Regions from separate parts of the Homo sapiens genome. Here region 2 is linked to region 1. Evidence: chromatin loops called from intact Hi-C (ENCODE). Cell type or tissue: Caco-2. All regions are shown on one strand. Links, peaks and the distances in the headings refer to the core of each region. The heading gives the core; the rest is flanking DNA.

What was found. Peaks named below come from ENCODE experiments on the same cell type or tissue, not always from the same donor. Only the 100,000 strongest peaks of a DNase experiment are listed, where the experiment ranks them.
Region 2: it touches region 1 in a loop (4-fold over the local background); 1 of 110 quality-filtered maps calls a loop at or near these places.

Annotation. Positions count from the first base shown.
Region 1 is chr5:78,132,902-78,141,034 of GRCh38, forward strand. All of the region lies in intron 15 of AP3B1 (adaptor related protein complex 3 subunit beta 1), which reads right to left. Among named protein-coding and RNA genes, the nearest start is that of AP3B1, 160 kb to the right of the region's middle. In Caco-2, for the core only: no CTCF peak of the experiment used is centred there; no DNase peak of the experiment used is centred there.
Region 2 is chr5:78,242,450-78,250,582 of GRCh38, forward strand. All of the region lies in intron 2 of AP3B1 (adaptor related protein complex 3 subunit beta 1), which reads right to left. Among named protein-coding and RNA genes, the nearest start is that of AP3B1, 48 kb to the right of the region's middle. In Caco-2, for the core only: no CTCF peak of the experiment used is centred there; a DNase peak (open chromatin) is centred at 2,902.

The sequences.
Region 1 (8,133 bases), core at 2,168-7,167:
AGATAAAAAAAGAACTGCCAAATAATAAAACAAACTTTAGACTTACACTATACAATAAATGACAAAACTACTGTAGCAAGAGTGCTTTCACCACTCTCTTTAATGACCTAGGACAGGACTATTCAGTCTTTACTCCTGCACATATTTCACCTATAACCAACCTCTAACTTCCCATGTTTTCCTTTAATTCCACCCACTGGCAGCCTGGAGCTTCATGCATCTCATAGGCCATGGCAACACTTGCTGGTATATCAAGTTGCTGGCAAATGAAGCATTGTTAAATACTCATCTCTCCACCTCCAGCAAAGCAAAAGACAGCTTTTCCCACCTGCTTTGTCAGAGTATACTTCATTTATCAGCACAAATCCTGCCTGCTGTTCTAAAAGGAAGAAGTTAGTTATGTTACATCTAGAAAGGGTGGGAAAAAGATACAGTCTTTCAGATTTAAATGGCTCACATATTAAAATGAAATCTCTGTTCACTGCACTTGTGTCTTAACATGCCACTAGACAAAATTATGGCAGAAGATAGAAGACCTCAAAGCGGAGGTCTACAAATTAACTGTGCTATTTTAAGGCAAATATTAGTGATATTACTTCATTAAAAATTTGGGACAAATCCTAAACTAGATGGCATGGAGACAACAGGCATAAATTAGATCTGTCCAGGGAAGCTGTTAGGAAGAAAACAGACAACATTTAAGTACAATCATGACATTTTAATATCACCAGAGGCTCAATCCAAAACCAGATGGGATATTAATTAAATAGTACTTTTAAATTTGTTTTATTCACAAATTACACAAGATAAGCAATGACAGTATAATGTATTATCATTAACAAAAATATTCAATATCATATATACAGCTATTTATTAAATTTTGTTTTCAGACTAATTTTCCTGCTTAGATTTAAGGAACCATTATTGGTACCAACTAATGGCTAATGCTATCCAGACACTAATTATATCAATTACATTTTCTTCAGATTGACTCTAAGTCACTGTGACACAGGAAAAATGAATTTGAAGAACTGTTACATAAAAATTAAGAAATTCATTATTACACAGTGAAACCCCATCTCTACTAAAAATACAAAAAATTAGCCGGGCATGGTGGCGGGCACCCGTAGTCCCAGCTACTCAGGAGGCTCAGGCAGGAGAATGGCGTGAACCTGGGAGGCGGAGCTTGCAGTGAGCCGAGATCGCGCCACTGCACTGCAGCCCGGGCGACACAGCAAGACTCGCCTCAAAAAAAAAAAAAAAAAGAAATACATTATTTAAAAGACTTCTCAAAATACTCTGACAATAAACTGGGAAATATTTATTCAAACAATAGCTTTCTTCTAATAGATTATAAGTCAGTACAAATAACTAAAAAGGTCTCTTAAAATATAGTCCTAATATATATTTTACTATTAATACTATAGTTCTAATAATATCTTTACTATTACATAAAAAGGACACAGAAGTCTGCATTCGGCATAGTAAAGATTTATATTGGTTCTACATTGCTGTTATTTTTTAACAGGATGATACAAACAAATATGTTTGGTAAATGAAGTAAACTCTACATAGAATTCTTAACTTACACCAGAGGCAAACCTAAGCAGTACCGTTGTTCCATCTAATTAGTTTCTTTCTTTCTTTCTTTCTTTTGAGATGGAGTTTCGCTCTGGTTGCCCAGGCTGGAGTGCAATGGCGCGATCTCAGCTCACTGCAACCTCTGCCAACCAGGTTCAAGTGATTCTCCTGCCTCAGCCTCCCAAGTAGCTAGGATTACAGGCATGTGCCACCACACCCGGCTAATTTTTTTGTATTTTTAGTAGAGACGGGGTTTAACCACGTTGGTCAGGCTGGTCTCAAACTCCTGACCTCAGGTGATCTGCCCGTCTCGGCCTCCCAAAGTGCTGGGATTACAGGCGTGAGCCACTGTGCCCAGCCCTAATTAGTTTCTTAATTTCATGACTAAACAGGATTCTTTATGTGACTTAGATGTAATTTCTGAATTTAATAGTATCTACCTTTTTGTCAACTTGAAAAGTTTTCTGTAAGGTCTTCCTTTCTGTATTATATTTACTTGAGTTTTTCAATGCCAGGAAAACATATCAAAGAAAGGATAGAGATGTCACTTCAGAGTGTCCAAGTCTCCTTTTGTTAAATCACATTAAAGAGGCTTTGGGGGAAGGAGATTTCTCCAAAGACCTGAATCACGGGCAAGAGAGAATCTGCTTTTAACTTTAGGAGGAATCCCTAAAACATCAGTGTGATTTACAAAATCTCTCACTAAGAGTAAAAAAGAACTCAAGGAAGCACTTTCTTTTTTAATAGCAGAAAAGTAGAAACTTAAATGTCTGACAGAGATAGTAATTAAATTATATCTACACATATCCATATTTCAAAAACATGATATTAAGCAAAAAAAGTTGCAAACATATACATAAAGTAGAATATCTACTTATGTAAAATTTGAAAACTCACAAAAACAACCATACATTGCTTATGGATGCATATTCATATAATAAAAATATAAAACAGGGATGATTGAATGAAACACACCAACAAGGTGGCAGTGGTTACCAATGGGGAAGAAACGAACGTGTGAACAGAAGCTTGAGGTTCTAGTTCTATACATCTTACATTAAATAAATAAATAAATAAATAAATAAAGGCAAATGTGAATATCAACTTAATCCTAGTGGTAGATATACACATATGTATTTATGCTATTATGTACTTTTCCATAGGTTTGCAATATTTCATAACTAAAAATCAAAATGAGCTAAGAAAAACATTAACTTATAGCACTTATCACTACATTTAAAAGATGACATACTATTAGAGTTTAAAATCAAAAGCATCTTTTATTCATTAACTTTTAAATTGTTATTAATTTGTTTAATTAAATCCTTTCTTCCTCAAACTTCAGTAGACTATTTCAACGAACTCATGCTAAATCTTTATACTGCCTTAACAGTTCTAGATTTCAGCAACTTCAACTGGTTTCAGTCTTTCAACTTTTTCCCCACATAAAAGTGAAATTACTCCTGTGTGAGAGTATTCTAAGAGTGTTTTCTACTCTTGATACTTATTTCTAACCATTTTTTTCTTCACAGACTGAAAAAAAAGAGGGGCGGGGAGATTTCAGCATCCTACTTAGAAAATCTCAGTAGGATAAACCCAAATCAGTAGTTTTTTTTCCTAATAAGAATACACTTTTTGTCAGTAACTAGACTAGTTTCTTTACTGTAAATCATCATATTCCCTAAGAAGAATACAGCAGTTGCTCGCTAGGGTTACAAAAGAAGGATAACTAAAATGAACTAGGCACTATTATGTGCAAGGAAATCTAAGCATTTTACATGAACTGTTTCATGTTATCCTCATAATAACTTTGTGAGGTAGGTACAGTCAGTTCTGCTCTAATGCTTGTTTTGAAAATGTGCATTTGTTCCAACTCAGTTGGCATATTAGGGAACAATTTGGGCATAACATGAATTTTGTGGTGATTTCTTCTGCAAGAAATACTAGGTGAAGGCATAAAAATGCACCCAGCTAAACAGAGATGTGTAGGAATACACAAAACATACATACCTCAAACATGTACTTCAGAGGTTAACATCTACATGTGTTATGCGCCATATTCATGCTCATTAGGAGGCACAACTTTCCATCCAATTTCAGATTAACCCTCTTTCTACCGCTGAACAAGTATAGCCTTTCTTCCATAAGCAAACCTCAAGTCTTTTTCAATATAAAGAGCAGTATCATTGTAGTATTTATTTGTTAACCATTTAACACGTGTAAAATTGTACTTCTGGTTTTTTTTTTTAGGTTCCTTTTTAAAAAATATGTCACCAATATAGTTTTTGAGTGTTGCCACTCTAACTGCATTTTTCTAATAATCCCTATGGTTTTTATTGTGTGATTTTGTATAGCACAATGATTTTAGAAGCATACATGTTGCAATATAGCAAAATTGACTATATTATAATAATTCCCATTTTACAGATGAGAAAATGAAATCTTGGATAGGTTATATGATTTGTCCAAAATCATGTAAGTGGCACAACATGATTTGAAGCCAGGCAGTCTATTTACCATATTATGCAACCACTACCACCATCCATCTCTAGAATTTTTCATCTTCCCAAATAGAAACTCTGTACTCATTAAACAATAACTCCCCATCCTGGTTCTTCTTATGTTGAGTAATTTTGGATATACAAGATACATTTGGACATTAAGAATGCCATGTATTTTAGAGACTCTGGACATAGTTAAACTCTTTGAATGAGTACAGGATTTTCATTTGTTTTAGCAGGTAATTAACTTTGTTGGGGTTCAAGGTACAAACTCAGTCTCTTGGGTACACCTCAAATTTCAGCTTGGTTCTTTAATTCCTAGCTGTGTTTCTCTGAATCCACCCTGCATAAGTATGGTTCAGATGCCAGCCAAAAACTTAGGTACAATTACTCCCAGATTTTGAGATTCTCCCACACTGACTCTCTCCTTTCTACTATTTTTCCTTAACTTTCCAATGTCTGTAGCTTTCCTGAACTCTCTTCTCTACTTCCTCAAGCCAGAAGGACTTTGAATTTCCTTTTGGAGGTCTAGCCACTGTGCACAGTGCCAACTGCAAACTGTCCTCAGGATAAAAGCCATAAAAACAGGGAAAATAACTCTGTGCCATTTCCTTCTTCTAAGTATGAATTTCCCTCCAGATTCTCTTGCTTTTCTTTACTATTCTGTGTCTTCAGAAAGTCGTTTGTTTCTTGTATTTTTCTGGAGTTTACAGCTGTTTTCTATGGTAGGGTCAGTCTAGGATATACTCAAAACAGACTGCTAACTAATTTTTAAATTATTTTTTATATTAGGTCAAAAATAGTTTGAGGCAGATAAAGAAATTTACTATTTGATTATTCTTCAAACATACAAATAAATACAATATGCTAAATCTTATAAAAATCAATTTAGACATTCTCTATAACCCTAAATAATTCAATAAAAATTATAGAAATGCTCACTGAGGTATTTAGGCCACCGGGAATTCAGATCTACAAATAAATATCAAGACTTCACGGCAAACCAGCTACTCATCACTGTAATCGACTCTCCCTAGCTTAGTTTTAAAGATGGCTAAAATAAATAAGTAGAGAAAACAATTCTTAGTATTTCAGTCAAAACAATTATTTTAGTCTGTCTTATATCTAATGGATTACACAAATTTTAAAAATTCTATCAAGTTGATAGTGCTTAAAACCATTCTTTAAAACTAATTTTCAGGCTGGGTGCAGTGGCTCACGCCTGTAATCCCAGCACTTTGGGAGGCTGAGGCAAGCGGATCACTTGAGGTCATGAGTTCAAGACCAGCCTGGCCAACATGGTGAAACCCCATCTCTACTAAAATACAAAAAAAAATTAGCCAGGTGTGGTGGCAGACACCCATAATAAGCTACTCAGGGGGCTGAGGCAGGAGAATTGCTTGAACACGGGAGGCAGAGGTTGCAGTGAGTCGAGATCACGCCACTGTACTCCAGCCTGGGCGATAGAGGGAGACTCTGCTCCAAAACAAAACAAAAAACAACTAATTTTCAGTTGCTAATTCTCTCAATCTCCTCTTCTTGAGAAATATTCAAAAACAGAGAACAACTCTTCAAGACACTATTAATCTATTTTCATATTTAATCACTTAAAAACAATGAGCTACATAAAAATTTGTGATTAAAAAAAATCACTGTGTTTTCACCATTAGGTGGTGAGGCCTATTGTAGTTTCCTAGAAGTATCATTCTAAAATATAAAATATCACGTCTGTAATCCCAGCACTTTGGGAGGCCGAGGTGAGCAGATCACTTGAGGTCAGAAGTTCGAGATCAGCCTGGCCAACACGGTGAAACCTGTCTCTACTAAAAATACAGAATTAGCCAGGCATGGTGGCACATGCCTGTAATCCCAGCTACTCAGTGGGCTGAGGCATGAGAATTGCTTGAACCTGGGAGGTAGAGGTTGCAGTGAGCCAAGATCATGCCACTGAACTCTAGACTGTGTGACAGAGGGAAACTCTGTCTCAAAAAAAAAAAAAAAAAAAAACACTTCAGAAACTGAGCTCCAAAACTGCCATTAATAATAGAGATCAAGAAAAAAAAAAAAAAAACCTGAGTGCAAACTAGTTGTCTTCAAATTCACTGGGTAAAAAGACATGAAACATGCTCTACAATAAACAGTACTACATTTCATTATTGGTTATTCACAGCTACAAAGAAAAGAGCCAAAGAAAGAAGCTTTACTTAGTTTGATTAAGTCTTGATTGACATTTGATTTTGGTATTACTTTAACAATAATCCATAAGCTAGATATATTTAGAGTGGCCAAACCAGACAGAAAAAAATCCTAAGAGTCTAGGTATCATATTGACTTTTGCCATACCACAGGGATTTAGTGAACACCATGGAGTTTCAGGCTAAAACTCCCTCTATTTTATCAAGAAACATGAAACTCAACAGCAAACATAGGTCTTTCTTTACTCAGTTTTTAGAAAGCATCTCAATGTATGAAGAAATCTACAGACACTTGGAAAGGATTAACTGATTCCTTTTAAAGATGACTTAAAATGTAAAGACAAAATCTAAATAATGGAAATATGCTCCATTATTTGCAATTATCTGGTTACAAATCTTGTAGATGAATCAGCAAAAGCTATAATAAGATAACTCATATCACGATTAGGGATGAAGATAATCCCAAAGCATATAGAAATGAATTTGAGGAATCGACCTAAGGATTCTGAAAGGCAAACATTAGTTTACTAGAAAATAAGTGTGGTCTATGGGGAAGCAGGAAAGGCAGACAGAGAGGGAGACACATATAGAGAGATACACAGCAAATACAAAAAGAGAGAAACAAACAGGGATGGAAGAGAAAGGAGACAATGACAAACACACTGGACTGTAGTACGGGGGCGGGGCACGAAGGGATGAAGGATGTCAGAGAGATATCTAGGCAGAAAGAGTTTTGGGGAAGGGGACAAAAACAAAGAGAGGGGAGGTGGAGAAAAAAAATCACAAAGGCAAAAGTAAGAGTCAGAGGAAAAGTGAAAATTAGAGAAAAATAGATAGGACACAGAGCATAAAGCTTCCCAAGAAGCCTAGCTGCAAATGAGCAAGAATCTTTTTCCAATTTACTAAACAGGTAAGTCCACTCACAGAGAATAGCAATTCAGATATAGGAAAAGTCCCTATTTCGTACATGGAAGCAAAAATGATTCCTCTTATTAACAGCTGCTCAAAAAGTCAATGGACTTAAAAAATGAATATTCTAAACTGCAAATCTGGTAAATTATACTACTATTAAAAGTGGTTTCCCTTTCCTCTGCAGGACAAGGTCCATACTACTTAGCAGAGCATACAAGCCACTCCATGCGTTCAAACTGCAAAATGTCTTAGTCCATTTGGGCTACTGTTAGAAAATACCATAAACTGGGAAGCCTATTAATAATATAATTAATAATAAAAATTTATTTCTCACAGTTCTGGAGGCTGGGAAATCCAAGATCAAGGTACCCACAGTTCTGGTGTCTAGTGAGCACCCATTTTCTAATTTACAGATAGCACCTTCTCACTGTGTCCTCACATGGCAGAAGCAGCAAGCTAGCTCTCAGGGATCTCTTTTCTAAGAGCATAAAGTTCATTTATAAAGGCTCCACCCTTATGACCTAATCACCTCCCAAAGGTCCTACCTCCTAATACCATCACATGGGTGATCAGGTTTCACCACATGAACTTTGGGGGATATAAACTTTCAGACCATTGTACCTGCCATTCTGGACTCACCTTCAAAAAGTTTCCCAGAAACACCAAGCTGTTTCTTGACTCTGACCCTGTGCTTTCCTCTTTCTGTACAGTAAACCACTCTTACAAGCCCTTAGTCAAGAGTTTCATCCTTTATAAAATTTTCTCTGACCTCACATCGACTTCAGACTTTATAATTCGTCTAGAATTCCACTGTATGTCAATACTTCTGCTACAGCATTAACACACACTATTTCATTTTTTAATCTGTTTTCTCTCTTACTAGACTAGAATGTCATCTGTTTGCACTAGTATCATCTAACATAGAACCTGAAACAAACAGGCAC
Region 2 (8,133 bases), core at 982-5,981, 110 kb after region 1:
AGCCTGGAACGCAGTGGCACAATCTTGGCTCACTGCAACCTCCGCCTCCCGGGTTCGAGCGATTCTCCTGCTTCAGTCTCCCGAGTAGCTGGGATTACAGGCACCTGATGCCACCACTGGCTAATTTTTGTATTTTTAGTAGAGACGAGGTTTCGCCATGTTGACCAGGCTGGCCTTGAACTCCTGACCTCAAGTGATCCACCCCCCTCGGCCTCCCAAACTGCTGGGATTACAGGCACGTGCCACCATGTGCAGCCTCCTCTAGAATATTTTAATCTACACTTATCATTTAGAATTTCCTGTGCACTATTTTACATTTCTATTTATTTTAGTTTTATATCTATCTGTATTCCCATTTTGTCTTTCTCATTCTCAGATTATAACTTTATATCTTTTAAAAGTCCAGACTTTGGTAACCACAAAATAAAGTTCAAACTATAGGGTAATTTGGGGAAAAGGGATTCCTTATGAATTACATACCATATCTAATAAACTGCCTTTAAAAAGATATTAGCTTTATTAATTTACAACAAATGTTATATAAATATGTGATACTTGAAGCATTAGAATCCCCGTTACCAATTTCTTATAAGAACTTTCTATATGATAGCCTTAAAATATTCTTGAATACAAGCTAGTCTTTTTATATTCTATTTCCTTACCTGTGACATTCTTTTGAGTATTTTGTGAAACCTGCTGAGCACTATGGAGGGTTTACAAAATACTGAAGCTAAGACATCTTTCTATGATTTGTACACCTCTCTCCATTTTCTCATCTTTGAAATAAGAAAAGAGAGGGATTAAATGTTCTGTAGGACCCCTGCCATTCATTCATTCATTCATTCATTCATTCATTCAATGATTACCTAAAGTCAGACATCCTGTCCTATGGTATCCTACTCCATGACTATCTAACTTTATTCCGCAGAACGTTATTCAAATATGGGGAAGGAAAAAAACACCACAATCAAATTCACTCAACAAATATTTGCTGAGAAGATACTTTCTAGCAGGGACCATCCTAGGCCTTAGGGATCCAACCATAACCAATACAAAGTCCTTGCCCATGTGCTGCTTACCTTCTAATGGGGCAAGGGTCAATAAACAATAATAGTGAGGTGGCAATAGACTACTGTGGAGAAAAATAAAGTAGTATCGGGGGATGAGAAGTGCTGAGGTGGAGGTGGGAGTTGCTCTTTTAGATAAGGTGGTCAGAAAAGGCCTTCCTTTTGGCAGGGATGCAAAGGAAGAGAGGAAGGGACCCATGTGACTAGCTAGGGAAACAATGGTTTAGGCATGGCATGTGCCAGGAATAGGAGGCCAGGAGAGCCAGACTGGAGTAAGTGAGGGGAAGAATGGTGAGAGATAAGGTCAGAAATGTATAAACCACTGTAAAATGAGTTGGCTTTTACTATGAGTGAAGCAGGAGACCAATGGAGAGTTGTGAGCAGAGGAAAGACATCATTAAATATTTAGCAATGACTCATATTTTAAAAGGATCTTTCTGGCTGCAATGTGAAAAATAGACCAGAAGATATGATACCATGGAAAACAGAAGGCTACAGCAATTATGCAGAGGAAAGATAGTGAGCACAGTGAGAATGGGCTAGATTTGGGATTTATTCTGAAAATAGATTATATATGATATAAGAAAGAAGGGACATGAATTAAGAAGAACTACTGCCTGTAATCCCGGCACTTTGGGAGGCCAAGGCTGGCAGATTACTTGAGGCCAGGAGTTTGTGACCAGCCCGGCCAACATGCTGAAACCCTGTCTCTACTAAAAACACACACATACACACACAAACACAAAATTAGCCAGGCATGGTGGCAGATGCCTGTAATCCCAGTTACTTGGGAGGCTGAGGCAGGAGAATCACTTGAACCTGGGAGCCGGGGATTGCAGTGAGCCGAGATCACGCCACTGCACTCCAGCCTGTGTGACAGAGTTTGAGACTCCAACTCAAAAGAAAAAAAAAAGAAGAAGGACTACAAATGACTAACTGGAGAAATGGAATTGCCATTTACTATGATGAGAAAGACTAGGGAAGAAGCAGGTATTTGGGGAGATGAGCAATCCAGAGTTTGGTTTCAGATATGCTGAGAAGCCAGCTGAATATATGGGAATAAAGGCTACAGAATACAGGAGACAGCACTGGTTAGCAATATGCATTTGGAAAGGGATGAGATCACTACAGGAGGGCATACAGACAGAGAAGTAGACTGAGTGACAAGACATAGTACAATCCTAAAAGTAGAAATTGTGGCCAGGTGCGGTGGCTCACGCCTGTCATCCCAGCACTTTGGGAGGCCGAGGAGCGTGGATCACAAGGTCTGGAGATCGAGACCATCCTGGCCAACATGCTGAAATCCTGTCTCTACTAAAAATACAAAAATTAGCTGGGTGTGGTGGTACGTGCCTGTAATCCCAGCTACTCAGGAGGCTGAGGCACGAGAATCGCTTGAACCCAGGAGGCGAAGGTTATAGTGAGCCAAGATCGCACCCCTGCACTCCAGCGTGGTGACAGAGCAAGACTCTGTCTCAAAAAAAAAACAAAGTAGAAATTGTGGAGTGTTGGGGACCAGCCTCAAAACCACCCATAGGGTACCCAAAGTCCGGTGGCAACAAAGGATTGAGAAGAGACAAGTTAAGAGTAAAGGTGGGGAGCCAGGGGGCCAGTTGTACTTTTGGAGGCTGCAAAAGGCTCAGAGCTCTGGTCTCCACACTATTTATTGAGTACAATCACTTAGATCTGAGAAGCAGACGTTCAGGGCGAAACAGTGAAAGGGAGGCAATGCGTAATAGGCGTAATCTACAGCGATAGTGGTTTAAATGAATCTCCTTTGTGCTCAAACAGCCTATCTTTAACTTATCAGAGAGCAGCTAGTAGGAGCGGGCTTAACTAGGAGCCTGCACGCCTGTTCACATTCCAGTGTTTCAAAGGAGTGTCTTTCTCCTTGAACACAGTGTTTACAGATAAGAAAGCGGGTCTCCCTCTGAGCATGGGAACATGATGGCAATTAGGAGACTTTCCTCCTCAGAGGCCTCTTGTGGCTTCCACAACTTATTGTCCCATATTTTTATGGCCAGTTTATACAGACACCCCACAAGCCCTTTTCCCAACATGAAGAAAGGAAGAAACCAGCAAAGAAGCTCTTAGACTCCTTGAACCTCAGTTTGAAAGCGGGCAGTCCTTCTCAGTATTCCTCCTTATCCACTCAAATAACATACTTCTCCCACCCTCTCTCCCTTCTGCTTTAGGTAAAAACCCTGTTCCTGGTCCCCTTGTACTCTTTTACCCAGAACAAGGAGCATAGGAATTGAGGGGAGCCACATTTGGGCCCTGAGGGAAAAGTAAGGTTCATAGGTGGAAAGCATAGGAGAATATGTCCTTTTTCATTTTATTTGGTTGAAGTTCCTGATATTTGAAAAAGCTGCAGTACCAGCGATTCTGCCCTTTGAAGGTGACTCTCTAGATAAAAGGTGAGAAAGGAAGACAAGTTTTCAGGTAAAAAGTGAGAGTCATGTTTAGGGAGCAGCTGGGCAAAAGTTGAGGAGATAACATAAGGTCATTTGTAGCTCTAAACTCTCCTAGGTTCTAATCATGCCCTCTGCTAAGCTCTTAGATAGCTTCTACCCAAGGTAGAGATGGAATTCCAGAGTGCCCCAAAGAACATTCACTGGTTGCAGGCATCTGATTAAAAGAGTGATCATCAGTTTCTGATACCTGTTCTCTAACTTCACACATTTGACTTTTATTTTTTTTCATCCTTCAACCTTTGGTGGCCTCAGCCCCAACATCAATGTTTTTACTTACAATGGGTATAGCCTAACAGCACTGTATTTTGGGAAATTTGACTGATTTACTCTCCATCCAATCCTCTATGTTCATGAGGGAGATGGACATAATTTAATTTTTTCATAATGTCTTTGTCTAGTTTTCAGACCAGGATAGCACTGAACTCAGAAATTGAATTCAGAGGTATTTTCTCATATTCTATATTCTGGAAGAGCTTATGTAGAACTGAACGTTCCCTGTAGAAATTTTTTTAATGAAAAATTCAATTACTTTATTAGATATAGGACTATTCAGATAATCTAGTTCTTCTTGAGTAAACATCATAGCTTATCTTTGAAGGATTTTGCTCATTTCAACAAAGTAGTCAAATTTATGGGGCTAATGATGCCTAAAATATTCCCTAATTATCCCTTAAATGTCAACAGGGTCTTGCATTTCTGATATTGATAATTTGTCCTGTTTTTTCTTGGTCACTCTGTCTACAGGTTTATCAATTTTATCTATCTTTTCCAAGGACTAGTTTTTCATTTCACTGATTTTACTCTACTGTTTTTCTCTACTCAATTTCATTGATTTCTACTCTACCTTATTATTTCTTTCTTTAGTTTTAATTTGAGTTTAATTTGCTCTTCTATTTCTGCTATGTTAAGGTAGCTGCTCAGAGCACTGATTGGAAATACTTCTTTTCAAACATAAGCTTTTATTACTATAAATTTCCTTGTAAGTACTGTTTTACCTAAATCCTCCAAACTTTGATATGTGGTTTTTCAATTTCATCCTAATTTCCTTGTGACTTTTACTTTGACTTTGACTCATGGATCATGTCATCATTTCTAAATGTATAAGTTTGATGTATAATTTTCAAATATTTTAAAAAAATTTTGATCTCTTCCAATGACTGTGTTTAGTTTAATTCTATATGGTCAGATAACACACTTGCATAATTTTAATTCTTTTAAGTTTGTTAAGATTGTGTTTTATGGCCCAGAATGTAGTCTATCTTGCTAATATAGATAATAATTATAATATATAGATAATATAGATAATAATATAGATAATAATAATAAAAAGAATGTATATTTCGCTACTGTTGAGTAGACTGCTCTATAAATGTCAGTTAGGTCATATAAGTTGATATTATTCTAGTCTTAAATTTCCTTATTGGTTTTCTATCTCCCTATTCTATTGATTTTTAAGAAAAAAGCACTGACGTCTCTATAATTGTGAATTTGTCAATCTTTCCTGTCAGTTCTAACAGGTTTTTTTTTTTACTCCGTTTTTGAAGCTCTGTTGTTAGACACATGTAAGATTATTATGTCTTTTTGGGAAAATGACTCTTATTGTTATGTTCTTTATCCTAACCATACTATTTGTTCAAAAGTTTACTCTCTCTGATATAAATAGATTCATCTGAACTTTTTTTGGTTAGTGTTTGTATGGTATGCATTTTTCCTTCCTTATAACTTATGTCTTTATATTAAAAGTAGGTTTCTTACAAAGAGCACAGTTGTATCTTCACATTTTCATCCAATATGAAGATCTCTTTTTATTGGTAATGTCAGACCACTTACATGTAATAGAATTATTAACATGGTTAGATTCAGGTCTACCATTTTAGTATCCGTTTCCTGTTTATTCCCTGTATTTTCTGTTCTCCTACTTCCTCTTTTCTCTTTTCCTTAGAAAATTTTTAGTATTTCATATTTTTATATTAACTTTCTGCCTATATCTTTTTATATAATTTACTGGTTCCTCGTAAAAATGCATCATAGGCATAATCTATAGCAATAGCGGTTTAAATGAATCTCCTTTGTGCTCAAACAGCATATCTTTAACTTATCGGATTATCAGATACATAGGTAGATAAACAGACATATAAATATATAAATACAGAAACAGCAAACCTTACACAGTCTACTTACAGTTAACACTGTACCAGATCAAGAAAAATGCAGAAACAGGCAGGGCACAGTGGCTCACGCCTGTAATCCCAGCACTTTGGGAGGCTGAGGCAGGCAGATCACAAGGTCAGGAGTTCAAGACCAGCCTGGCCAATATGGTGAAACCCCATCTCTACTAAAAATACAAAAATTAGCCAGGTGTGGTGGCGTGCACCTGTAGTAGTCCCAGCTACTCAGGAGGCTGAGGCAGAAGAATCACTTGAACCCAGGAGGCAGAGGTTGCAGTGAGCCGAGATCACACCACTACACTCCAGCCTGGGCAACAGAGCGAGACTCTGTCTCAAAAAAAAAAAAAAAAAAAAAAAAGAAAAGAAAAATGCAGAAACATTGCAACCATATAGACTCTTTTATTTCCACCTCCCCACTAGCTTTTATGTTTAGCCACCCATATTAAAAACCTCTCAGATAGTGGGATAACTTAAGAATAAAATTAGTCCTTTATACGTATTTACCATTTTGATTGGTCCGCCTAAATATCCATCTGGTATCATTTCCCTTCAGCCTACACAACGTCTATTAACATTTCATTAAAGTAAACATGTTAGAAATGGATACTCTTAGTCTTTATTTCATCTTCGTTCTTGAAGGATATTTTCAATGGATATAGAGTTCTGGGTTAACAGTTCTCTTCTTTCAGTACTTGAAACATATTGTTCCACTCTCTTCTGGCTGCCATGATTTCTGATGAGAAATCTGCATTTATTCAAATTATTGTTCCCCTCTATGTACCATTTTTTCCCGCTACTTTCAAGACTTTATTTTTGGTTTTCAACCATTTGATTACTGTGTTTATGCGTGGTTTTCTTTTAGTTTATCCTAACTGGCATTTGCTGAGCTTCTTTCATCTATAAATTTGTATCTTGGCTGGGCACGGTGGCTCATGTCTGTAATCCCAGCACTTTGGGAGGCTGAGGAGGGCGGATCACCTGAGATCAGGAGTTCGAGACCAGCCTGACCAACATGGTGAAACCCCATCTCTATTAAAAATACAAAAACTAGCTGGGCATGGTGGGGCTGGGGAGCGGGGGCACCTGTAATCCCAGCTACTCAGGAGACTGAAGCAGGAGAAGCTTGAACCCCAGGGGCAGAGGTTGCAGTAAGCCGAGATTGCACAATGCACTCCAGCCTGGGCGACAAGAGTGAGACTCCGTCTCAAAAAATAAAAATAAAAATAAAAATTGTATCTTTCATCAAATTTGGGAAGTTTTCTACCATTATTTCTTCAAATATTTTTTCCTACTCCAATCTCTTTCTCCTCTCCTTCTGCTGTTCTAATGATGCATACGTTAGACCTTTAGAATGAACCAACAAAACTCCAAGGCTCTGTTCTTTTCAATCTCTATTCTTCAGAATGATTTTTTTCTTTTTCTTTTTTTTTTTTTTTTTTTTTTGAGACAGAGTCTTGCTGTGTGGCACAGGCTAGACGGCAATGGTGCCATGTTGGCTCACTGCAGCCTCAACCTCTTGGGCTCGAGTGGGCTTTCTGCCTCAGCCTTCTGTGTAGCTGGGACCACAGGCACCCTCCACCATACCTGGCTGATTTTTTGGTATTTCTGTAGAGACAGGGTCTCACTTTGTTGCCCAGGCTGGTCTCGGAACTCCTTGGCTCAAGCAATCCTCAGCCTCCTGAAGTGCTGGGATTACAGGCATGAGCCACCGTGTCCGGCCACAAACTGAATAATTTCTAATGATCTGTCTTCAACTTCTGGCTCTTTCTTCTGTTATCACCATTCTGCTATTGCATCAATCCAGGATATTTTCTATTTTAGATAAAGTACTATCCACATAACAGAAATTTCAACAAATTTCTGCAGGGGTATGGTTCACATAAGATAACATTTTAGGAAACAAGCATCTACCAATCTAGTTACAACCTAAGAAATAAGTGGATGAACTTACTACTTAATCAAAAGTGGACCTAATTTTACCTACTACTTAACTATCAGACAGGCCCTTGGCTCCAATATATTGGTCTTTCTAATAATCTTCAGGGAAGTACCCTGAGGACAACATACCAAACAGCAGAATATATAGTACCTATTCCCAAAGAATCTTAGTACCTATTCCCAAAGAATACTTAAACCCAAAAAAGAAAAATAAAGGAAAAAACAGAAAAACAGTGAAGAACTTAATGAAGACGTACCAATTAAAGACAGAGGGAAGAGTGCTCTCAGGCTCCTTACCCTCAGCTATCTGTTTGTCCCACTCTATTCTAAATAGACATTTGGTCTTCTAATACTTAATTTATTAATACGAATACTACTCTCTTCAACCCACAATGGAGCCTGAAATTATTGATCTTATGAATTTAGAGCCTACAACAGAACCAATTTCAAACAGAAATTCTGGAAAAATAAAGATAAATAACTCTA